Linked DNA regions of Mus musculus: regions 2, 3, 4, 5 and 6 are each linked to region 1. The links are chromatin loops, found by intact Hi-C in ENCODE. Cell type or tissue: heart. All regions are shown on one strand.

Region 1 (4,000 bases):
ATGGTTGTGAGCCACCATGTGGTTGCTGGGATTTGAACTCGGGACCTTTGGAAGAGCAGTCAGTGCTCTTAACTGCTGAGCCATCTCACCAGCCCCCTAGACATATACTCTTAACAAATGAACTACATTCCCAGCCTCGGGTTTCTAATTTCAAAGTAGAAGACTTTCTGTCAAGCAGGACTACAGAGGCTGAAACTTGCTGCCTCATCTGTGTGGTGTCAGAGTTTGAGTCGGTCCCTTGGGCTAGTCCCTTTCTCTTTGTTTATTGCAAGGAACTTGGGGTGGGGACCCAGTGTTATACTTGCTGAGCCAGTGTCCCTAGGAGACTGCTTCTATGCTATCTGCCCTCTGATGTCCCTTTACATTAACTGAGCTTGCATTGCCTTAGCAGGCCAAATGAAGTTCCCAAGCCTCTCAGCTGTGTACAGACTGGGCACACTTGTGCATCCTGGGTCCTGTGTGCTCTGCCATGCTGGTCTCCCCCTCCCTGAGCTCTTCCTCCTCCTCCACTGTAACGCTCAGCACCAAAGAGCTTCCAGGACCTTTATACCAGTTGACAAATCTGTATCTGCCTGGAAGGCCATGTCTCAAGGTCTTCACTGGTTGCCAGCTTTTGCTGTCAGGAGCAGCTGGTCCATTTCATGAGCTTGCCTGACCCATTAGTTTCATCGCATACAACAGTTACATTAATAACAATAAGTGGTTTTTTGTTATTTGTATTTTGGCTTTTGGGATAGCATCTTGACATAGAGACCGGGCTGGCCTCAAACTTGTAATGCTGCCCCTGTCCTACTTCCTGTAACCAGCACTCCAGGCATGTGCCACACACTCCACTCATGGGTGTTTTTGAATAGTCCAGGACTATTTGTCTGTGGAGAGCCCTCTTTCAGGATTTTTTTTTTTTTCAAGACAGGGTTTCTCTATGTAGCCCTGGCTGTCCTGGAACTCACTCTGTAGACCAGGTTGGCCTCTAACTCAGAAATCTGCCTGCCTCTGCCTCCCAAGTGCTGGTATTAAAGGCGTGCACCACCACTGCCCTGTCTTTCTGGATTTCTTGTTCAGATTCAACATTTTGGTGAGAGGGACCTGGCACAGGGAATAACCAACACAGTTTCTGCCACCTTCAGAAGATGCACACACTCTAGGCAGATAACTGCCCTTTGGGGGCAGCTGATTTGATGGCTTGGTTGGGAGGTGAATGCTCTATCACTCTAGAGGGCAGGTACTCCTTCCCCTCTGTCATTTAGAAGTAATTTGTGGTGATAAATGGCTTTTCAAATGCTTTCAGATGCTTGAACAGTGTCCACTCTGGTTGTACTAAGTTCCTGTCCTTCCTCATATCCCCTGGCCTGGCCTCTGCTTTTGTAGGTGCTTCATAGTGTCCACTGCTGGGCCTGGAGGTGACACAAAGGCAAAGGCCAGCCTTTTCCCCCGTGCTATGGACCCTCCCCTCATTGGGAGCTGGGAAAATTCTTGGTCAAAAAACTGGGTCATCTAATTTTTTGTGGAGACCCACAGTGTGGCCACTTTAAGGCCAGTGGGAGTTGACCAGAGGAACAAGGACACTGAAAACCACCAACACAAGGTTCCTCAAGGAGGGGCAGCCCTGTAAGGATAAATCTTGGGAGGCTCCTGGCATTCATAAGTGCTCCCCAGATATCCAAGGTGCATTAGTAGCCCTACCCTCCTGAGCTTCACTGTTCTATGAGTCTGAGGAAAGCTGGGTTATCTGGGTTCAATTCCACCTTTGAACTTCAGCTGCCTGTGGCTTTATGTTTCAAGCCCAGATGTCTACTGCTGCAGTGAAATAGTGATACAAGCCAGGCGAGGTCAAAGGTCTCAAGAAATGTTTTGGAAAGAGGCAGGAAAATCCTGAGCCCGAATTGGCATGAGGAAAGCCAAGACCCTAGACTCCCACACCTCAAAGGATATGAAGTAAAGGTCTAACAGAGAAAGCAGGAATCGGTGAATTGATTTGAAAACACATTAAATTTCAGGAGTAAAAGGCGCTAATGAGTAACAGGCCTAAATCCTTTTTTAAAAGCGTGGGTTTCTTATTGACAGTAAAATCTTTAGCATGTGCAGAATGCAGTCTGTGTACTGTTAATTTGAAGTGTATGTCATCTTTACTAATCCGTGAACACGGAGCTCCGAACCTGTGGTTGTAGTTACAGACCAAACCTGTAGAGGGAGTCTTGTCTATCACAGATTGTTCACAATGCAACGCTTTCAGAGGAAGAAAGAAAAGGGCTTTTAAAAGAAAAGTTGGGAGGGTTAAAGGCAGACTGTTTCAAAATTACAAACAATCGCAGTGGCTGTCTCCTTTGCTCTCCTCTGCAGGCTCCACTGTAAATGAGTTGTAGCGTAAAGGAATCTGTAGAAATTGCCCTTCCTTCTAGAGGAACCAGAAGGTGGGCTCCTTATTGGGTTTCTTTTGGGGGGCGGGGCATCTCCCTACAGAATTCCATGAACGTCTACTATCTCTATCCTTGTTAAAGCACAAGCTTTATTCGAGGCCCATGTGTTCTAACCCGGGATTTGGAACTGGTGGTGGGAATTTGGGGGGCGTCTGCCCCTAACCCATTTTTCTCTGTCGAGGTTTTAATTCTGCGGTTTGGAGACTGGCTTGTTAGGTCTCAGGCGAGTCTGAGGTTGCTCGGAGGTTCAGGGCACCCCTCTGGTCACCTCGCGCCGCCCCATTCTATCTTCTGAAGCCGAAGCAGAAGGTCTGTTTGCCCCGAGGAAGACCGCACCTTGAGTCGGCGTGCGTCTTCCCTTTCCTGCAGAGACCACGCAGATTGTGCGCGCCCAGGTCTGGGCAGCATTCTTAATATTATGCTATGACTTTACAACTGTAGCCAGCGCGGCGTAAGAAGCCGGCACCGAGTGGTCTGCTAGAGCACAATGACCCGCAGAGTGGGGCGGGGGCCCTCAGAGGGAGCCGGGAGCGAGCGGGTGGCGGGCGCCGGGCGCTCCGGGTCGCCGGAATGTTTGGGTCGAACAGGTGAGCGCAGCCTAGACATTGTAGCTGGCCGCTGGGCAAAGAGGAGGGGTGCAGGGGCGGGTGCAAACTAAGTGGTGGGAAAGAGACAAAGGAAGAGTGAGAGGCGAGATGGTGTAGAATAGAGAAGAGGCGAGGGGAGGGGAGGAGGCGGCCCGTGGGTAGGGTGCTGAGGAGCTCAAGCTTGAACTTGATCGAGAAAAGGGGGCCTTGAGATGTGGGCGGGGGCCCGACCCAGAGTCGGCCACGTGCCTGGCTTTTCCTTGTCAGCGTCCCACTAGGACCTCCTAGGCTGAACACTCGGGTCCCGCAGCCCTGCACAACGAGCACCCGTGTCGCCCGGGATTGAGAGACGCGTAGGGTCGGGGGCTGTCTGGAGGCCCCATGGCACCAAGAGTTCTCGACCATGCTGCCTTAGTCACTTTCTTTGGGCCAAGTCTCCCTCTCCTGCTCTGAACACAGACAGCTTGCAGGGTATGTCCCTACCCCGCCCAGGACTTGAAGTCCGCAGCCTCAGGGAGCCAGGGCGAGCCCAGCTCCCAACGCCTCCTTTTCTCGGCTGCGCGCCCTGAAGGGATCTTCCTCCAAGCTCTTCTCCCTTAAGAGAGCTCTACCCAGGAGCGAACAGCGGCGCGTCCAGAGCACCCTGTTCCCCATACCTGGCCCAACGGTCCCCCCCCTTTCCTCCTCTTCTCCCCCACTCTCCTTTCTCCTCTTCCCTCTCCCCGGGTGCCTCCTTTTCCTCTCTTCCCCCTCCCCCCCATGCCCACTCCTCCCTCTCTCCCTCCCCTCCACCTCCTCCTCTTGCTGCTCCTCCTACTCCCCCTGAGTGCGTCCTCCTGTGCTCCCCTCCCCCCGGCCCCCGCCCCGTGCCCGGTCCCGCCCCCTCCCCCGCCTCTCCGTACCCGGTTCCCCCTCCCCCTTCCTCCCGGGCCGCGGCGCCGCCGCCGCCACCGCCGCCGCCGCTCGCCTGGGCCCTCCCCCTGGCCACCCCCGCCC
Region 2 (4,000 bases), 300 kb after region 1:
AAGGTCACTCTGAACACCATCATTTCCTTATTCTAAGTTTACATCTGTTATCTCTAAAAACAACAATGAAATAACTATGGTTACCAACTTTACTTTTATTTTTAGTATTTTTTAAACTTCTGTGATTAGGGCTGAAGAGATGGGTCAGTGATTAAGAGCAAAAACAAGAAACTTTAAATATCTTAGTTGGACGGCCATCCTCTCTAGTGAATCACCCCAAATTTCCACAGCTTCTTCACTATCAGGACAGCCAGCCTTGGCTCTCTTTGCTTCTTTTGAAATGTGGCTCAGTTCATCAGCTTATTTCTGTTGTCTATGCCAACACCTGTCCCGCTGCCCATGTGCCAACACCTGTCCCAGCTGCCCATGTGCCAACACCTGGCCCAGGTACCCATGTGCCACCACCTGCCCCAGCTGCCCATGTGCTACCACCTGCCCCAGGTACCCATGTGCCACCACCTGCCCCAGCTGCCCGTGTGCCACCTTGATCACATACTTTCACCCATTCTCATGGAACTGAGGCCTGCCCCTCAGATTTATTTATTTATTTGTATTTTATGTGTATGAGTGTTCTTCCTCCATGTATATGTGTGCATATATACACCATGTGTATACGGGTGTCCTCATAGGCCATCACAGGACATCAGATCCCCTGGGACTAGAATGAGATAGTTGTGAGTTACCACATCGGTGCTAGGAACTGGACCCTCATCCTCTGGGAGAGCAAGTACTCTTAACCTCTGATCCACCTCTCCAGCCTCAAGTATACATCTCTTAAAAGTAGAGATCATCCAGGTGTGATGCTGTAGACCTTTCGTCCCAGCACTTGGGAGGCAGAGGCAGAGGCAGAGGCAGAGGCAGATGGGTTTCTGGGACTTCAAGGACAGCCTGGTCTGCATATCAAACTCCAGGCTAGCCAGAGCTACAGAGTAAGAGTTTGTCTCAAAAAAAAAAAAAAAAAGTTGACTTCTTCTCAGCCTCATGCTACTTCTCCAGATCTTCCCATCCACCTCCTGCTCAAATAGCTGAACTTCGATTGCTTGAGTGCAGTAAGGTGTGGGAAAGAGGAGATAGCCAGCCAACCCCTTACACTAGCGGAGGGATGGTGGAGGGCAGTACCTCTGATATGAGAAAGGTGGAGAGGGACTGGGGGAAGATCAAGAGCTGAGTGTAATAGACATACTGACGAGATGGGCCATTGCCAGGTTGGGCTGGAGACACCCCTAAGCCCATGTCCCTTTTCCTACCTGGGTAAGGGATCCGGCCATAGGTGACAATTTCCATCAGCAGGATACCAAAGGACCAGACATCTGACTTGATGGTGAAGGAACCAAAGTTGATGGCTTCAGGAGCTGTCCACTTGATGGGGAACTTGGCTCCTGCAGGGTTGAGCAGAGCAGAGTCACGGTGAGACTGAGGAGCAATGAGGGCTGGGGCTCTGCTAGGGTGAGGGGAATCATGCCCTCTACAAATAGCGATTTCCTTGCAATGTGTTACCCATGTTACCAAGGGACATTTGTCTTGAGGACAGACACTGGATCAAAGAGGAGTGGATATAATGTGGGAGCTCACTCTGGGGGCTACATCCTTGATTCAGTTGCTGCCTGTTAAATGTTAACGCTGATAAGTGGAGACCCAGAGGTCTTTGGGGATAAGTGATCTCCGGGGGGCTTGAGTCTAGGTCACAGCTGATACCTCACCCCATCCACTCCCCAGCTATGGCGTGCAGGAGAGGACTTCAGCTGTCGTCTGAGGTTTGCCCTAGTCAGAGTGTCCCTTCCTTCCTATTCTTCCCTTCCTCCCTCTAGAATGGATTTGATGAGCAGTCTGTGGGTGTTTGTCTTAATTAAAGTATAATTGGTGAACATGGTCTATAGGATATATAACTGCCCCTTGATTCAGGATTACGATACACTCACTGTAAGGCAAAATGCAGAAGTCAAAAATGCCTCGAACACTTAGTTACTGAACACTGTAGTTCAGCAACTGCATATCATGGCTTCTTTTTTTGTTTCTTCTGGTGATCTCTTGGCTAAATCAGAGCTGTAGCTCACTGCCCTGGCTCAGCATCATGAGGGAGGACAGTATATTAATAGACATGGAAAGAGATCAAAATCCAAAGGGAGAGCATATTCATGCATTCATTCACTCAGTCACTCACTCAGTCACTCAGTCACTCACTCACTCACTCATTTTTATGAGACAGGCTCTCAATTCACTACATAGCCTAGATAGGATGGCCTTGATTTCCTGGTCTTTCTGCCCACTTCCCTAGTGTCTAGACTGGAGGCATGTACCACCATGCCCACCTTTGTATCATTTCTTCTCAATGCAACTATGTCTGTACCATCAGAACACTGGAGATAAATGACCAGGCTCTCAATCACTCTCTGCTGCCACCTCCTGTCCATGCCTTATCACGGCAGGCAGAAAACAGGCTGAGTGCTGAGGGGCAGGAACAGCAGTTGCCAAACTGCAGGGCTGTAGGGCGGAAGGAGCTAGAAGGCTGCAAGCAGTTCCATTTCAAAGACTTCAGTGGGACATTTGGTTTCATGGCTAGAGAGGCTAGACCACCGTCTCCAGTGGCTTAATGTCCATAAGGCACATATCCCCCTAAACAGCCATAAGCCTGGGAGCCTTTCAGAGCTGGACATAAACCTGACTGGCTTCATCACAAAAGTAGCAGCACCAGAGGAAGGCCAGTCCTAGGGATGCCTGAGGACACTTAGCCCTGGACTCTTGCTCCACTCCAAACTGCCATGTTGACTCTGTTGTTGCCTCCACTTAGGGTTGGATCCTAAGTGGAAAGATGCCAGTGTCACTGCTGACACTAGCAATGGAGGCTTTCCCCCTGTGCTACTCTCTTAATGTGAGGCCCCTGTCACATGATGCTAATTTGAATTCATGCTCCCTGTCTTTTCAACTTCCTGGCAGTGGTGATGACACATCAGCTCGGCCGGGTCTGTTTTGTTCCCTAATTCACTTTTCTTGTTACTGTGGTAGAAGATGGTTAAAGTCCCAGCGCAGGCCTGAGCACCTAAAGCTAGCCCCTTTGTATGATGAAAATGCTAGTGCTTTTAGGTGTCCCATAAAGCTATTTTTAAAACCATATACCAAGCAACCGCTAAGTTAAGAGACCATCTGCATGTTCTTTGGAATTCGGCGACGCTTGTATTATGGCCGAGTAAGTGATTAAGTATTGACAAGTCTCAACCCTAAAGGAAATATCCACATCTCTCTCACACACACACACACCCTTCCCAGGCTCAGAGATCATCCAGAAAGAGGCAGTAGAGAGATTGTAAAGCCATAGACAGTGGAGGAATGCTGTAAAAGAGGATTTTCTGGATGACAGGACCATAACACACCAGACCTCGAAGAAGCTATGTCTGCCTGCACAAAACCAGCACAAGATCAACTGGACAAAATCCCAGCAGAGATGAGAAGTTGGCCTCTGAAGTCCCACCCCTAGCTGAGCAGTTGTGGCTGCTAGGGGTGGGAGTGTCAGTTTTTGTCAGGGTTTGAGGACGCCTCCAGCAGGAGTCAGTGCTTTCCTTCCACTACATGGATCCTGGGGCTTGAACTCAGGACCTCAAGCTTGGCAGCAGGCACTTTCACTCAGCCAATTTGCCACTCCTTTTCTTTTAAAAAACTGGTCCTGAAATGACTTATTTTACATGTAGGGGCATTTTGCCTGCATATATGTATGTGTACCACATGCATGTCTGGTGCCCTCAGCATCCAAAAGAGGGTATTGGAACCATGGAACTAGGATTAGATGATTGGGAGCCGACATATGAGTGCCAGGACCCAGGTCCTCTGCAAGAGCAGCAAGTGCTCTTAACCACAGAGCCATCTCTCCAGACTCTCCTTTCCTTTTGAGAGACAGGGTCTCCATATCCCGGGTTGGCTCCATGGTATCCTCCTGCATGCTGCGATTCACAGCCCAACTCTAAGTCAGCCATTTTCTTTATGTCATACTTCTCTTTTATGTGGTACT
Region 3 (4,000 bases), 96 kb after region 1:
TTACCTTAAAAAACAAAATAACGAGCCGGGCGTGGTGGCGCACGCCTTTAGTCCCAGCACTTGGGAGGCAGAGGCAGGCGGATTTCTGAGTTTGAGGCCAGCCTGGTCTACAGAGTGAGTGCCAGGACAGCCAGGGCTACACAGAGAAACCCTGTCTCAAAAAACCAAAAATAAAATAAAATAAAAAAATAAAAATAAAAATAAAAAAAGACAAAAACAAAAAAACAAAACTGTATTAGAAAGTTAGAACTCCGGACTGGAGAGATGGCTCAGCGGTTAAGAGCACTGATAGAGGTCCTGAGTTCAATTCCCAGCAACCACATAGTGGCTCACAACCATCTGCAATGGGATCTGATGCCCTCTTCTGGTGTGTCTGAAGACAGCTACAGCGTACTCATGTAAATAAAAAAAAGGAAAGAAAAGAAAAGAAAAGAAGAACCCAGTTCTAGCTGTAAGTCAAGACCTAGGTAAGGTCTTGTGAAAGACTGTATTTCTGATGTAAACAAACAGATGTTTACCCACTCCACTCCCACCCTCAAAATACACACCAGATACACTACCATTACATACACAACCACAGATAGACCAACAGATGACTCTCACAGGCACATATGTCATTTAAACAGTAAGAGCAATACAAACCTCATTTCCTTCAGTCCTTCTGCCTCTATGACCTGCAGAATCTGTTTTGGTGTCATTGGAGCATCTGAGTAGTTTTCTAACACCTGAGAAAACAGAAACGTTCTGATTTCAGTGTGAAACGTTCATTAGTCTGTAGCATGGCCTGCTATGAGGAGCTGTCAGTGACAGGTGAGATTTACCACTATCTTTTTCTTTTTTAAAAGATTTATTTATTATTATATGTAAGTACACTGTAGCTGTCTTCAGACACTCCAGAAGAGGGTATCAGATCTCATTATGGGTGGTTGTTGGCCACCATGTGGTTGCTGGAATTTGAACTCAGGACCTCTGGAAGAGCAGTCAGTGCTCTTAACCGCTGAGCCATCTCTCCAGCCCCAGAGATTTACCACTATCAAAATGACTCTGGAGCTATAGATATGGCTCGATGGCAGAAGTGCAAAGCCCCAACATGGCATTAAAACAATTACTTCAGATTCAAATCACACTCTTAGCAGTACACTGAAAGTTCACTGCAATTAGGGGGAAAAAAAGCCACAATTACATGAAAATATTCTAATTCTCAATTCTAAGGACAGCTACTTTAACATCAATGTGTAATAATATATAAGACCTTAGCAGCTCTGGAAACTGCATAGTTTAATGTCGTTAAATATAGACTGTAACTGAGCAACAGTGGCACATGCCCTTAATCCCAGCACTCAGAAGGCAGGGCAACCTCTTATGAGGCCTGTCTCAAAACAAAACAAAACAAACAACAAAAAACTTCTGCAAAATACATGACAAGATTGAAATTTACTCAAGGACCTTCCAAGGCCATGTGTGGTGGCGCATGCCTTTAATCCCAGCAGAAGCAGGTTTCTGTGGCTTCAAGACCAGCCAGGCTACATAATAAAAACTAGCCTCCAAAAAAAAGTTTTGACTAATTCCCTTATCTCATCTGGGTATGTGTGTATATATGAAGTTTTTCTAAAATACAGTCTCACTATGCAGTCCCATCTGACATGCAACTGACTATGTAGACTAGGTCAGTCTCAAATTTACAAAGACCCGCTTGCCTTTGTCTACCAAGTGCTGGGATTACAAGTGTGAGCCATGCCCAGCTTCAGTTCTTTCCCATTAAACCATGAAATTCTGGGGTTAACTGCCACAGTACATTTTGTCACTCGACAACACGATGCTGTAAGTTTTCTCTGTGACTCACATAACAATGAGGAACCTAATTTCCTGCCTGTGTTAGTCCATCAGTAACTAGGTCTGTAACTAATGTACTTCCTCAGCAATCTTCACAAAGTTGAGCTGTTTCAGAAATGCTCCTCTAACAGGAAAAGAACGTTGTCATTTCATTATCTCACTTTCGACACCTGAGCAGCTGCTGCAGGCACTCCAAGCTAACAAGTGTAACACCCAAGTTCTGTCACTTATTAAAGGGGGATGGGGGTGGGGTGGGCAGGCAGGAAGTTCCAAAGGAAGGCTACAACAGACCTTATCACTAAAGGAAGTCAGAGTTTGGAGAAGGAAATACTAAAGCAAACCTCCCCTTTTTCCTCCTTAGCCTCTCTGTTCATTTTGACACTGCTCTTGTCAGTTACTAGTGCTGCTTCTAACCCTGATGACTCCGACCCTATCTACCTCTACCCGACTTCTCCCAAGCTTCAGAGTCAAGTAGTTCTGTATGACTCATCAGTCTAACTGTCCATTCTTAACTCATTCAACTCTAATTCACCTGAGCAACTCTCCTTTATCTCCCCCTCCATCCCTACCCTTTCTCCCTACATTCCTTACCTTAATTGGCACCTAATTTAACAACACACATGTAGCACCCTTCGCTCTCATCTACCTGGCTCACTACCACAGCCAGTGACCCAACACAACAGCTTTTTCAATTATATCCTTGAGTCCAGCCCTGTTCTCAAATCCATTCCTGTTTGTGATTATCCCTCACTTAAAACCACACGGAACCTGCCTTGTAGCAGACCACACAGTCTACCTTCATGTTCCTATTTCAAAATCATCTTCAGCAACTCTGTCTCTCCATAAGCAGCAGAAAGTATGTTTCCAGAACCCAGCCAGCCACTAAAGTGCAGGCTTTAGAATAAGACAGGATAAGATTTCAATTCTATTCTTCCAAACTGAAGCAAGTACCTATGTACCTATCCAACCTGAGCCAAAGGGGGAATCTCTCACTCTTCAAGTATTAAGACTTTCCTCTCAGGGTCATTTTTCAAATTGAAAAGAACTTGAGTAAGCACCCGTAGGTGCCCAGAAGCTGGGCACACAAAGCCTCTCAATAACCTATCTGCCCCCCAGCAAGACTGCCTCACCGACCCACACATCTTCATACCTGCAATTCCTCTTTGTTTCACCCCATTTGCACACTTTGCAAATATATTCACACCCATGTAGTTTTTCTCTCCTCCTTCAGCCATGTTTTTTTCATCAGCTTCTGCCTCTGTGACAGGCCTACCTACATCTCACTAACTGTTCAAGGCTCAGATCAGAAACTACCTTCCCTCTGGAAGCACTCCCTAATCTATATCAGCAGAGTCAAATCTCTTTTTCAGTGAACCCATTGTTCCACAGTAAAAGTAATCTCCCAAGCCAGGATACTTCAAAGGGAAGTGAGGAACTAAGCATATTTATTCCTAAACAAAAGACAGAAACCAAAATACCTGTTTAACTCTGGGCCTCTCCTGACACTGACACACACACACACACACACACACAAATCTAACAAATCTCCTACAAGGGAAAAAAAGAGCATGACTGAAAAAAATACCTACCAATTATTTAAACAGTAGCCAGAAAGACCCTGAGAATCTTAAAACAGAAGAAAAAAAACTTCTAAAGAGATATTACGTATGAAGATATAAAGTACTCATTTTCATTAAAATTGTATATAAACCACTAGTTTTCAGAACAATCCAGCAGTGCTCTATTGCTAGTCTTTCTAGACCACATATTTTTTTGAAGGAAAGAAAAAACTCTCTACTTGAAAGGAAAAAAATGTTTGATATAAGAATGTTCAGTCATGGGCTGGAGAGATGGCTCAGCGGTTAAGAGCACCGACTGCTCTTCCGAAGGTCCTGAGTTCAAATCCCAGCAACCACATGGTGGCTCACAACCAACCGTAACGAGATCTGCCGTCCTCTTCTGGTGCATCTGAAGACAGCTACAGTGTACTTAGGTACTTATAAATAAATAAATAAATAAATATAAATACATCTTAAAAAAAAAAAAGAATGTTCAGACATGAATCAGAGCAAAAACAAAGCATGCAATGTAGCATTTCTCAAAAGCCAGAGAAATCTATTTAAGTGTAGTACACAATTTAAAAGAAAATCTCCTTGGCTGTTTCTCC
Region 4 (4,000 bases), 100 kb after region 1:
AAGCTATCGCACAAGTCTACTGAAGCTTGGGAAACAGAAAAGCCACAAATCCTCTGGGCAGGTAGCGAGCTCAAAAACCTATTTACTTTTTTTTTTTTTTAACTAAACCCTCAGAAGGGAAGCCTCAAACAGATACACATTCTTGGCAAAGTGTATTCTGCTCCTCTGCAAACTGCCTACCCCCCATTGTAGTCACAGGGCTCAGTGTGATTTAAATATTCGAGGGTCACCGGCATAACAATCGCTTAAGCAGCTGCCTAAAGTACTGTTTCTCAGAGGAATCTCGAGTTCAGTGTGTTTAAAATGAGCCCTAGTGCCAATGTTTGAAACAAAGTCCCCAGGTATGCTCCCACCGGGCACTCTAGTAGTTTGAGAACCACTACTCAGGGTTCACATCGGTCCTTAGCGACTGCTTTCCGACACACACCTGGTTTAAATTGCCAACGCTCTAAATGCTTCTCGCGTCCTTGAAACCAGGGGCACTTTTCCCACCCCTACGGTGTCTTAGTGACCCACACACCTCTGCCCACGAAGAAGTCCGGGGAAGCACTTCCGACCTTTCCCGGAAACCTAACTCCCCGCAGAAGAATAAACGGGCGCTTTCCCCGGGACCCCCCGCTGCTGCTGCCAACGTGGGGGGAGGGGAGACTGGCGCCCGGGCGCTCGGAGGGGGGAGGAGCCGCTTGCCAGCTCGCCCCTCCGCAGGAATTCAAGGGGTGGGGGGATGCAGAGAAAAGGCGTCCCAGCCTCCTCGGGCCCGGGACCTCGGGAGCTCCACACCCGGGCGGCCCCGCCCCCTGCTGCGGTGGGCAGGGCCTCGCCCCTCCCCCGCCCGGGGAGCCGCGCGGAGCCCACCCCCTACGCCCCCCGCCGCGGCCCCCCGGGCAGCTCGGCTCACCAGGCGCGCGGCCTCGGCCCACGTGCGCTCCTTCTTCCTCTTCTGTTTGTCCTTCATCCTCCTCCTCCGCGGCGGCGGTGGCGGCTCCACGCGGGTCCTTCGGGCGGGGCGGACTGGGGCGGTGGCGGCGCGGGGCTGGGGCGGAGGCGGCGGCAGCGGCGGGGGGCGCGTGGCGGCGGCGGCGCGTGCGAGGGCTCGGGTGCGGCCGGAGAGGGCGGGCGCACCGGGACTGGCTAGAGCGAGACCCCGGCGCGAGGGTGGCGCTGGGGGGAGGGGCGGCGGCGGCTCCACGCGCCCGCGCTGCGTCAGTCGCCCACGGTGGCAGCGGCAGCGGCAGCCCCGCGATGGCTAAGGAATGCGGCGGCTCCGCATAACCACGGGGTCAGAGGTCACGGCTCCGGCCTCCGCGTTCCCGCGCTGCTGGGAAACCCAAGAGCGAACTAGTGGCGGGCGGGCCCGGATGGCGAGACGCGGCTTTCCTTTCGACGCTCGGATGCGTGCGTGTCTGCCGTGGGTATGTGTGTGTATGTGTGTGCCCGCGTGTGTGTGAGAGAGAAGAGTGAGGAGGGGGAGTGTGGGTTTTTTTTTTTTTTTTTTGAACAAAAACAAACCGAAAGGGTGGCTGGGATTTGTAGTCCTCACTGGCTTCCTGGCCTACCCCTCTCCGGAAGAAAATGGCTGCCTCAAGTGCTTGGACCACATTTCCCGGAGTGCCCCGGGCTCCTGTTTTCCGCCCACTTTCTTCCGTACCCCGCTGCGCTCCAAGCACGGTAAAGAAGGGGGCGGGAAGTCGGTCAGAAAAAGATGGGGCGGGGTCTCGCGAGGTTCGGGAACTAGCGGAGGCCTGAGGGTTTCTGGGAGGTGGTGCTGGGAAGGGGCGGTGGCTGGACTCCCCCCTGGCCGCGCGCGCGGTTAACCCGTTCAAAGCTTTTTTTTGATTCTGGTGGCGGGTCCAGTGCGGTTTCGGATCTGGAGTTGGTAGTCTGCTACCCTGCTTCCACTGCACCATCCCCCACCGCATACACAGTTCTCTTCTGGACTTCTGGTGGGTGACAAAAAGCAGGACTTTTCTTTTTGGCCCACCCTTAAATGAGTCAACTGGCGCATAGTAATAAGCAAAGAGACACTCATATCAGTAAAACGGTTATTGCACGATTGACCGACTTAGGTGATTAACCCATTTCCTCTTGTAATACCTCTGTGTGTTTGCAGAGAATGCACCTGCAGTTTCCAGCAGCGTTGCCGCCAGGTGAATTTGATGATCCGATAGTAGGTAAACACTGAAGGTCCATCCACAGAAATCTAAATGCACCTGAGTGTATATTTAGACGCAGTTGCCCGGAGAGAGGTCAAGTCCTAATGTCAGCCAACCTAGATTTAGAATCCTAGTTGTGACTCCTTGACTACTCCTAACCCCGCTGAGCCTGTTTGATCAATGTTAGCATAGTATCCCACAACCTTGATGGGGTACAAATTAGCATGAAGTATCTAGAAGATGGGAGAGAATGTGGAAGATCCTGATATTAGGCTCATGTAATTTGGCTTCTGCTGTAGAATAAATGAGAGCTGTTATTACTACACAGTGGGCAATGGAGCCTCTGTTCCTTGATTGCAGTGACAGGATGATAAGGTTTGAAGCACCCAGAACATTATTTTTCTGTGTTTGTTGGCCCAAAGTACAGAAACATCTCTACAGTCTTGAACTGGATTGATGGCCAGGTTTTACAGTTTTTGAAAGGTTTATGTGGGTAAAAAAACACCCTGTACTCTTGTGGTGTTAGTACACAGGCAGCCAGTGCTGAGACGAAGAAATCACCCAGCAGTCCAACCCTTGTACCTAAAGGACTCAGCGGTCCTTATTAGTGCTCACCCAAGACTCAAATTCAATAAACAGAAACACTCTTCTCATTTCATCCCAAAAGCGAGGGGAGAACTACATCTAAAATTATTTTATTGTTATTGTTTTTGACATTTTAGGTTTTGTTTTTGAGACAGACACCTGACTGGCCTGGAACTCACTGTGTAGACCAGGTTAGCTCTGGACTCAGATCCACCTGCCACTGCCTTCCAAGTGCTGGGATTAAATTAGGTGTATATTAGGACTCTGTTGGTGGGGAGAGAGTTGAACTGAGGACCTCCCACAATCCCTGAGCATATCCTAACACCATTTCACTATTTTTTTATTTTGAAACAAAAACTCACAATATGGACAGGCTGGCGTCAATGGGCTTCTATTGTCTTACCTCTGCCTCCCATTAATACATGTGAGATTAAAATGCATGCCCCACTAACCCTGGCCTTTGGTAGTTTTGCTTATAGTTTTTCAATCTGCAGCTGAGACAATCACCTCTGAGAGGATAGTGGTTCAGATGTTTTGAATTGATCCATAGCTCCAACAAAGCCACACACTTGGAAGGGTTGAATAGGGAAGACTGTAAAATGCAGGCTTTGTGTTTTGTTGTGTTGGGACTTGGGCTCAAGATGCATGGTAGATGCTTTACCACTGTCCTACCTTTCAAGCCCTTTATGTTTTGGGACAAGTTCTTATTAAGTATTGCAGGTTGGCTTGACCCATGGGTGGGGACCCAGAACTCCATTACACTCATTGGAAAAAGGAGCTTTGCAGATCAATTTTAGACCTTAGGAAGATCATCCTAGACTTCTGAGTGGGCCACGTGGGTCCCAGAAAGTATAGGTGTTTTGGAAATGTGAAGCAATTCAGTTTGCTGTTACTGGCTTTGAAGTAGCAGAAAGCAAAGGAATGTAAGCAGCATCAGGACTAAACCTGCCAACAGCAGTGAGGAATTAGGGACCTTAGTCATTCAACCCAGTGGAGCTGAACTCTGACAGTGCAGATGAACTCAGAAACAAGAGTTTCCAGAAAAGAAAATACATACCTTGACTTCAGCCTCAGATTAGAGCAGGGAACCACTGAAACCCACTCAGTATGTGGACTCCTGGCCCAGGAAGCAACAGGCTTTTCTCAGTGTGCTTTAAGCTCCTATTGCTTTAACTTGTTACAGCCAATAAAGCCCAATGCAAACATTGTGTCAGACCTTTTCAGTTTGTATCAGCAAGCAGTTGCCTAGTTTTCACAAGTGG
Region 5 (4,000 bases), 290 kb after region 1:
TAAATGCCTGGGACCAACACACCATCCCAAAGAGCAGATATATTCCCAAGAGGCACAGAGCTAGAGAAGCAGGATGGATTTACTAGATAGTCTTGTAGTAATTCTGAATTGCAGACTTGTGGCCAGTTCTACTGCAACTTAAGTCCTGGAAGTTTCTTACCACTATGTCTGGTTAAAGAGTAATACTGATGGGGCTGGAGACATGACTCAGCAGTTAAGACCATTGGAAGATCCTCTTCTAGAATATCAGAGTTTGAGTCCCAGCATCAACATGGCTGCGCACAACAGTCTGTAACTCCAATTTCCAGGGGGTTTGATGCCCTCTTATGGCCTCTGTAGGGACCAGGTATGTGAATGATGCGTAGCCATATATACAGCAAAATACCCCTACACATAATATAAAAGAAGATATTTATATTGATAAGGAAATATATATATTTGAGACAGGGTTTTGCTGTGTAACCCTGGCTGTCTTGGAATTCACTCTGTAGACCAGGCTAGCCTCAAATTCAGAGATCCACCTGCCTTTGCCTCCTAAGTGCTGGGATTAAAGATGTGTGCCACCACTGCCCAGCTCCAAGATGGTCATTTTTAAAAAAATTTATTATGTACAGTATTCTGCCTGCATGTCAGAAGAGGGTGCTGAGATCATGTTACAGATGGTTGTGAGCCACCATGTGGTTGCTGGGAATTGAACTCAGGACCTTGGAAGAGCAGTCAGTGTGTTCAACCTCTGAGCCATCTCTCCATCCCAAAGATTGTCATTTTTAAATGTTGTTACATATATTTATTTACTTAGTGTGTGTGTAGGGGGGTGTTGAGTGTGTACATATGATCATATGCCTTGTTGCACATACAGACTTTGTAGGAGTTGATCCTCTTCTTCTACAGTGTGGGCCCCAGGGTTTGAACTCAAATCTTGAGGCTTGGCTGTATGCATCTTTACTCACTGAGCCATCTTGTCAGCTCAGTATCATAGATTACCCTTCACAGCAGGTAGCATCTATTGCTGTTACACTATAACCAGCACAAAAATATATGATTGTTTTAAAACTTTCCTCCTGTTGCATACAGTTGCTCAAGCCCCTGATGAGCCATGACAGGCCTTCATTATTTCAGTTTCATCTTTTATTGCGTTCTATGCTAAAGTCGTTCCTCCATTTCACAATCTCCATTTCAGCTTCCCTAGTTCTGGGATCACAGGCATGCACTGCCACACCCAGCATTCTCCTATATATTTCTCATGAATGTGAACAAGTTCTAAGTCTATGTTGATATTAGAACACTATCTGGAAAGGGTATGACATCAAGCAAGTTATCATTGTGAGTATCTGAAGCTTATTCAGTGAGGAAACTATAGACCCATCCCTTAGACCAGTGGCTCTCAACCTTCCTGATGCCACATCCCTTTAATACAGTTCCTGGTGTTATGGTGACCCCCAATCATAAAGTTACTTTTGTTGCTACTTTACAACTGTAATTTTGCTACTGTTATGAATCCTAATGTAAATATCTGTGTTTTCTGATGGTTGCAGGCAGCCCCTGTGAAAGGGTCATTTGACCCCACAAAGGAGTCATGACCCTTGTTACATATATTTATTTACTTAGTGTGTGTGTAGGCGGGTGTTGAATGTGTACAGCAATAGATGCTACCTGCTGTTTTCTAGGGAGCTGCACGCACTAAAGGGGGCTACCCGCTCCCAAAGGGGTGATTGTGTGGTAAGTTCACCATTCTGGGAACAATAACAGCTGAGGCTTTTGCAGTTTAAAATATACATGCAACACACACACCCCAGGCACAGTAATGCACATCATGGCAGAAGAAAGCCCAGCCCACTCTAAGAGAAAGGAGCCCTGGCTTTGGAGGTAAAAGGCAGGAGAGAGACAGATCAGGCTGTTAGGGTGGGCAGTTCTCTAAAGTCTACTCAGAGATTTAGGCTTTAGCCAGCTTTACCATTCTTCTGGCTCATTCATCTTCCTCCAGGTCTAGTATGGTAGCTAAAGAAAACGATTATAGGCAGAAGGAGAGATATAAAAAATAAGGGACAAAGAGCCCATACCAGTTGACTTATAAAAAGGTTCCTTAGGGTTTAGCATGTTCCCTGCAGTTCCCACTCACAGCTCACACCACCTGTAACTGCAGTTCCAGGGGACCTGCTACCCTCTACTGGCCTCTATGGGTACTGTACACATGCCACACAAGCACACACATAAACACACACACACACACACACACACAAATCTCTTTTTTTGAGGCAGGATTTCTCTGTATAGCCCTGGCTGTCCTGGAACTCACTTTGTAGACCAGGCTGGCCTCGAACTCAGAAATCCGCCTGCCTCTGCCTCTGCCTCTGCCTCTGCCTCTGCCTCTGCCTCTGCCTCTGCCTCTGCCTCTGCCTCTGCCTCTGCCTCTGCCTCTGCCTCTGCCTCTGCCTCTGCCTCTGCCTCTGCCTCTGCCTCTGCCTCTGCCTCTGCCTCCCAAGTGCTGGGATTAAAAGCATGCACCACCACTGCCCAGCTAGTCTTTTCTTTTTTTAAATATATATATTTGAAAATGTGGTCAGATGTGGTGCCATATGCCCTAATTTCAGCATCTGGGAGACAGAGGCAGGTGGAGCTCAGTAAGTTTGAGGCCATCCTCATCTACAGTTCTGGTCCCAGTGGATTCTGGACTAGCCAGAGAGACCTTGTCTAAAAAAAAAATAATGATAATAATAATAACTTTTGAGATTACAACATAATTACATTTCTCCCTTCCCTTTCCTTCTTCCAACCCCTCCCATGTATCCTTCTTGCTCTCAATCAAATTTGTGGCCTCATAATGTTGCTCCGTCCACATAATGTTGCTTGCATGTGTATGTTCTCAGGGCTGACTGTTTGGTGTTGGATAGCCAACTGGTGTTCTCTCCCCTGTGAAGACCGTGTCTCCCTCTCCTAGCCTTCCTTAGCTGCCTTTACTTATTTTTCTAGGGTTAAAATTAAATCTTTAAAAAGGAAAACAAAAGGAGGGGTGGTGCTGGAGAGACAGCCTAGTCATTAAGAACATATGCTGCTCTTTCAGATGGCCCAAGTTTGATTCCCAGCGTGAGTGCCAGGCCCACAACTGCCTACAACTCCAGTTAAGGGGATCCAATGGCTGTAATGTGTACAGGCACCCAAATTCCCATGCAGAAACACACACAGACGCAGACGCAGACACATACACATGTGATCAAAAATAAATCTTCAAAAGTAATAAAAAGGAAAAAAAAAGACTGGTGAAGCCAGACAGAGTGGCACATGCTTATGATTTCAAAACTCAAGAAGAAGGGACAAGAAGCTCACTAGATTGGACTCCATGGTGCTTTCCAAATGAGCCAGCTACTTCCTGTCTCCTATCCCGAGGATTGGGGGTGGTGTGGGAGTGGGGTTCCTAAAAACTACTTTATACACTACTACTTAAAATCATTGGCCAGAACTTAATTTCTTGTATTCTGCTTTGAGAGGGAGAATTAGAATGGCCTTCATACTAGATGATCATGTGACCCTGAAAAACAAATGGTTACAGAGACAACTATTGGTCACTGTGACCCCCTCAAGAGGAAGAGAACCCAGAGTGAAAGCTGATAGAGCGCTGTGTCACAGTATATGTGATGGTGCGGACAGACACATGACAAAGTAGAGGAGTTAGGGGGTCTATTCATTCCACATCTCAGGGTAAGATGAAGCAAGAGCATTCCTTGTCCCTGACCTCAGCCCACACAGTTAAATAAGCCACCTGTCCATTCCCTTCCTCCTGCCTCCTTCCAGAGCATGAGTGCTTACTACTTTCCTACAGAAGGGGTAACATGAAATGTGGCTCCACATTTTATGGTTTTTTAATAGATTTAATTTTTTCTTTTGAGACAGGACTTCACTGTGTAGCCAAGAACTCCATACACAGGTAAACCAGACGGGCCTTGAATTTACAAAGATCCACCTGCCTCTACCTCCCAAGTGCTGGGACCTCACCCAGCCTAGA
Region 6 (4,000 bases), 200 kb after region 1:
TGTCTCGAAAAAGCAAAAAAAAAAAAAAAAAAAAAAAAGATCTACTACCCACAGGCTGTGCAGTCTTTGGCAAGTTACCTAAGTTACCTCTCCTCTCTAGACCTTGGTTTCCTCGAGGATTAGCTATAGGAAAGATGAGCTAACCCTCATCTAGCGTTCAGACAATGCGGGGTACATGACAGGTGTTCGGTTAAAAAAAAAAAAAGCTAGTTATTGCTATTTCTAGGTAGAGAAGAGGACAACAGCAGATTGGAAGAAAACCCAGAGGCCTTGGAGTCAAGCAAGTCTGCAAGTGTGGGGAAGGATGGGCAAGGGTCTAGGTCAGCAGAAATACTCACGTTGGTGAAAGGAGGCTTGTGATGTTGGTATTCAATCCATGGAGGTACAGCCAAGGTGCGGTTCAGCAGCTTCGCAAATGCCAGGGAGCCCAAGAAGTGATCAGCCTGGTTCCCAAAGCGCCCTGGAAATGGTACATTGTGGGTAGAGTGGCCTGGGGCCTAATGGCATGGTGTACGAAGGGCTCAGCAAAGATGTGCATTCAAGACTGGGGAAGGCCAAGGAACAGTGAGCTAGCAACACTGGCACAGGAGAGAAAGTCCAGACTTCCAGGTTTGACATCTGAGGGCCTGTAGGTCCTGGTCCTTCTGCCACTGCCCCACCAGAGTCCATGCTGTTTCTCAAACATGTTATAATCATCCCCACTCTACCTGCCATCTTTGCCAGCAGTGTCCTCAGACCTGTCTCCACTCACTTGTACATGAAGGTGACCCTGATGCTTCATTTGCTAAGACACTTTTAAACAACTCCTATCCATTTCCTTTACTCTCAGCACGGCATTGAGGTTTGTTTTGTTTTGTTTTTTGAGACAGGATCTATATAGTCCTGGAACTTGTTCTGTAGACCAGTCTGTCATTGAACTTGTAACAATCTTCCTGCATGTTACCTCCACCTCTTACATGCTAGAATTACAGCTGTGAATCAGATTATGTATTTATGTGCTGGGTATTTAACCTAGTATCTCTGACATGCTGGGTAAATGCTTTACCATTTAGCTATAAACACTTCAGTCATTTATATGTCTGCTTTCATTTTCCAGCTTTTTGTATTGGCTGTCTATGCAGGCTGTGAATGCTTTAAACACAAAGGTCTATCTGGTTTTTGTTTGTTTTGTTTTGCCAGAGTCTCACTATGTAGCCCTGGCTACTCTGGAATTCTCTATGTGATCAGGTTGGCCTTAAACTCACAGAAATCCACCTGCCTCTGGCTTCTAGTGCTGAGATTAAAGTTGTATGCAAGCACATTTGGCTATCATCAATATGGCAGCCATTCATCCATTCCAGAAACACTGCAAGGCTGAAATGTGCCAGGTACTGTGCTAGATGTTATAATATAAAATCAGAAGGATAAGGTTTCTGTCCTCAAGGCATTCCATTCTAATTCAGGTTAGGAGACACTAAACATGAAAACAAATTCCTTATGGTATATTTTGATGATTGCAAGGGAAAAAATGAAAAGGTTTGGTGACAGGGAGACTCAGGAAATGACAAGTAGAGAGGTCAATGGAGTCCTCTTTGGTGACACGTATGTTGAGACTTCAAGGATGAGAAAGAGTTAGCAGAAATTATAGGAAGGTACTCCGAGAAGAATAGCTCATAGACCTTTATGTCTGTAAGCAATAGAAAGCCGGTTACTATGGCTGTAGCCAGAGGGCCATGGGAGAAGGGGTGTGGAGAAGAGTGGAGCCAATCTTGCAAGGTCAGGCCATCAGATGATGGCCATGGTCAGGAATGCAAGCTACTCAAGGATTGAGAGAAGGGATGGATTATATAATGATGATCCACGACTGCATTTAAGTTGCATCCCTCCGCTGGTTCTTAGGAGTCCTTGGTTATCTTTTATTACCCCAGTTTGAATCATCTTGTACAAATTCTGCACGCACTTAAAAACTTTTTATTGTCTGTCTTCCTAAAATGAAGAATCCTATGAGATTTATCTGTTTCATTCACCACCAGCACAGACAACAGCGCCTGGGACATTAAAAAAAAGGGGGGGGGGCATATAAATTCTTTGCTGAATGAATGCAAGAATTGCCACGAGACAGTGCGGGCAGGTCTTGTCCTACAAACTCCATCTACTGATCTGAGACTGATTAGACCTCGAGTGAGTCACTTAACTTCTCCCATCTGTCGAATGGCAAGTTGAACACCAATGGGTCCTCTGTACCCAGGCAAGTAGGGCAGGGAAGAACACAGGCCCTGCCCCTCTCTGGTGTTCTCCTCTGGACCTGAGAAGTCTCCGGGCGCCTCAGAGAAGTGGCTCCGCCTCCTCCGCCTCAGTTTCTCCGTTTAAGCAGAGGGTTCCGGAGGCCTTACCCATGCAGGGACAGTAGAGCAGGTAACCGGCCAGGTCCCAGGAGCCCGCTGACCGCCCGCGGAGCGGCAGCAACAGCAGCAGAAGCAGGAAAGACGCCCGCAGCAGCAGGTGTGGCGGTGCCCACGCGGCGGCGCCCATGTCGACGGCAGAGCCCCAGAGTGCCACGGCCCGGAGGCGGGGAGGGGGTGGGAGGGAAGAAGAGGCGCGAGTGGCCGCCCCGCTCCCAGTGCTCCCCGCGCGCCGCCCGCGCGCCGGCTGGGCCTCTCTAGCCCGCGGGCGGGCGGGACCATAGAGAGCCCGCGGCACCGCCCCCTCCACGACCCGAGCGCCCGCTCGCGCGGCTCCCACAATGCACCGCACAATGGCCCGACCGCCGCCACTACCGGGGCCTGAGCGGGCCTGGCGGAGCCCGAGCGCGGCCCGGCCCGCAGCGCGGGGTCCCGAGCGCAGTGAGTGCCGGCGAGGGTCCTGGGGGATGGTGGGGAGCGGGGCGGGAGGCCGTCGCGCTGCGCCCACACGCCCGGCTCTCGGAGCGGCGGCGCCCCTCACTTCGGGCCGCCCAGCGCGGTCGCCCACACCCCTGAGTAGGGGCCCCCTTTGCTCTAGCCGGGCCCCCGATAGGCCCCGTAGTGACGAAAACGTTCCCCGGACCTCAGACCTGTGCCCAGGGGACCGGAACAAGCCTTTCAGGCTCCCTCCATTCCTAGACCTGGAAACTCAGCCTGAGGGTCCCCTAGTCTGGACCCCCCAGACTCCCTGGAGACCCAGATAACACGCAGCTAACCTTCCTCGGGATCGCGGTCTGGGGGGCATAGATAAGCTGCACCTGTTCCCACCCTCGGACACGCCTACCCCGACCCACATAACCTTCCTTTTCCTGCTCCAAATAGTCTGCTCTAAGCTCTTTCGTTTTCCAGACTTTCATAAACCTGCTTTCAGGCTTTTCTGCAGTACCTCGGGCCGAAGAACCCAAAATAAAGCCCTAGCTGAAGTTCCCTTCCCAGTGATCATATTGTGGAAAGTTTAGGCATTTTCCTTCGGGAGGGTCCCATTTCTACACCCGTTTGAAATTCAGAGAACTCGCTCTTTCGACCTTTAGAATCTCCCTACCTCTTCCCCCCATGGGGTCTCTTAGAGACTCAAATAACGTGCTCGTAATTCTTTACCGTGCATGCTTGCTCTTCCCACCCCAGATCCTATTAGACTTTTTAGACTTACTATTGAATTCCCGTCTCTTGTCTCCACTCTTTACATCCACCTTCCAATTGTGGGGAGAATTTAACATTTCACACTACAAAATAGGGTAGTCTCTCCGCTGGCCTAAGGGCCAGACTTCCTACAACTTCAGCCCCATGCTTCAGTCCAGCTTGGAACAGATCGGGGTCGCGGGGGGGGGGGGGGGAGGGGGCGGTGGCGCGGTGGCGGGCCGCGTTCCTGGCCGTGTTGGGAGTTGGGGCTTTCACCTGCAAGCATACCGACTCCTGGCTTGTGTGTTTTTCCACCTGTCAGCCTGGGGCTGTGATAAGTCTGGCCTTGGGTTTCTAACCCTCTCCTCTTGGGGGAAAGGCTGCTAAGTTGCGGAGGGGTGGTAGGTGAAAATGAGGCCCGAGTGAGTTGCAGCCATTTG

Evidence for each region. Peaks named below come from ENCODE experiments on the same cell type or tissue, not always from the same donor. Only the 100,000 strongest peaks of a DNase experiment are listed, where the experiment ranks them.
Region 2: it touches region 1 in a loop (3-fold over the local background); 2 of 42 quality-filtered maps call a loop at or near these places.
Region 3: a loop joins it to region 1, with 4 times the contacts of the local background. A loop is called at or near these places in 9 of 42 quality-filtered maps.
Region 4: it touches region 1 in a loop (3-fold over the local background); 9 of 42 quality-filtered maps call a loop at or near these places.
Region 5: a loop joins it to region 1, with 2.4 times the contacts of the local background. A loop is called at or near these places in 3 of 42 quality-filtered maps.
Region 6: it touches region 1 in a loop (2.7-fold over the local background); 2 of 42 quality-filtered maps call a loop at or near these places.

What each region holds. Positions count from the first base shown.
Region 1 is chr2:153,444,519-153,448,518 of GRCm38, reverse strand. All of the region lies in intron 4 of Nol4l (nucleolar protein 4-like), which reads left to right. Among named protein-coding and RNA genes, the nearest start is that of Nol4l, 83 kb to the left of the region's middle. In heart, a CTCF peak has its summit at 2,180; DNase peaks (open chromatin) are centred at 3,018 and 3,728; H3K4me3 peaks cover 1,825 bases; H3K27ac peaks cover 2,799 bases.
Region 2 is chr2:153,146,326-153,150,325 of GRCm38, reverse strand. It overlaps Hck (hemopoietic cell kinase), which reads right to left. Exons shown (of 13, transcript NM_010407.4): 12 at 1,248-1,379. Among named protein-coding and RNA genes, the nearest start is that of Tm9sf4, 13 kb to the left of the region's middle. In heart, a CTCF peak has its summit at 2,406 (motif pointing left); a DNase peak (open chromatin) is centred at 2,445; H3K27me3 peaks cover 1,069 bases.
Region 3 is chr2:153,348,914-153,352,913 of GRCm38, reverse strand. Asxl1 (additional sex combs like 1) reads right to left here. Exons shown (of 13, transcript NM_001039939.2): 2 at 643-725. Among named protein-coding and RNA genes, the nearest start is that of Asxl1, 5.1 kb to the right of the region's middle. In heart, no CTCF peak of the experiment used is centred here; no DNase peak of the experiment used is centred here; H3K4me3 peaks cover 1,696 bases; H3K27ac peaks cover 1,900 bases.
Region 4 is chr2:153,343,289-153,347,288 of GRCm38, reverse strand. Asxl1 (additional sex combs like 1) reads right to left here and starts at 1,459. Exons shown (of 13, transcript NM_001039939.2): 1 at 899-1,459. The coding sequence starts at 955. 2500004C02Rik (RIKEN cDNA 2500004C02 gene) reads left to right here and starts at 1,479. Exons shown (of 2, transcript NR_040318.1): 1 at 1,479-1,668. In heart, no CTCF peak of the experiment used is centred here; DNase peaks (open chromatin) are centred at 848, 1,038 and 1,678; H3K4me3 peaks cover 2,713 bases; H3K27ac peaks cover 2,663 bases.
Region 5 is chr2:153,155,622-153,159,621 of GRCm38, reverse strand. No RefSeq gene overlaps it. Among named protein-coding and RNA genes, the nearest start is that of Tm9sf4, 3.7 kb to the left of the region's middle. In heart, a CTCF peak has its summit at 2,132 (motif pointing left); no DNase peak of the experiment used is centred here; H3K27me3 peaks cover 254 bases.
Region 6 is chr2:153,240,098-153,244,097 of GRCm38, reverse strand. It overlaps Plagl2 (pleiomorphic adenoma gene-like 2), which reads left to right and starts at 2,740. Exons shown (of 3, transcript NM_018807.5): 1 at 2,740-2,822. Pofut1 (protein O-fucosyltransferase 1) reads right to left here and starts at 2,566. Exons shown (of 7, transcript NM_080463.3): 1 at 2,373-2,566; 2 at 339-460. The coding sequence starts at 2,511. In heart, a CTCF peak has its summit at 2,499; a DNase peak (open chromatin) is centred at 2,657; H3K4me3 peaks cover 2,646 bases; H3K27ac peaks cover 2,101 bases.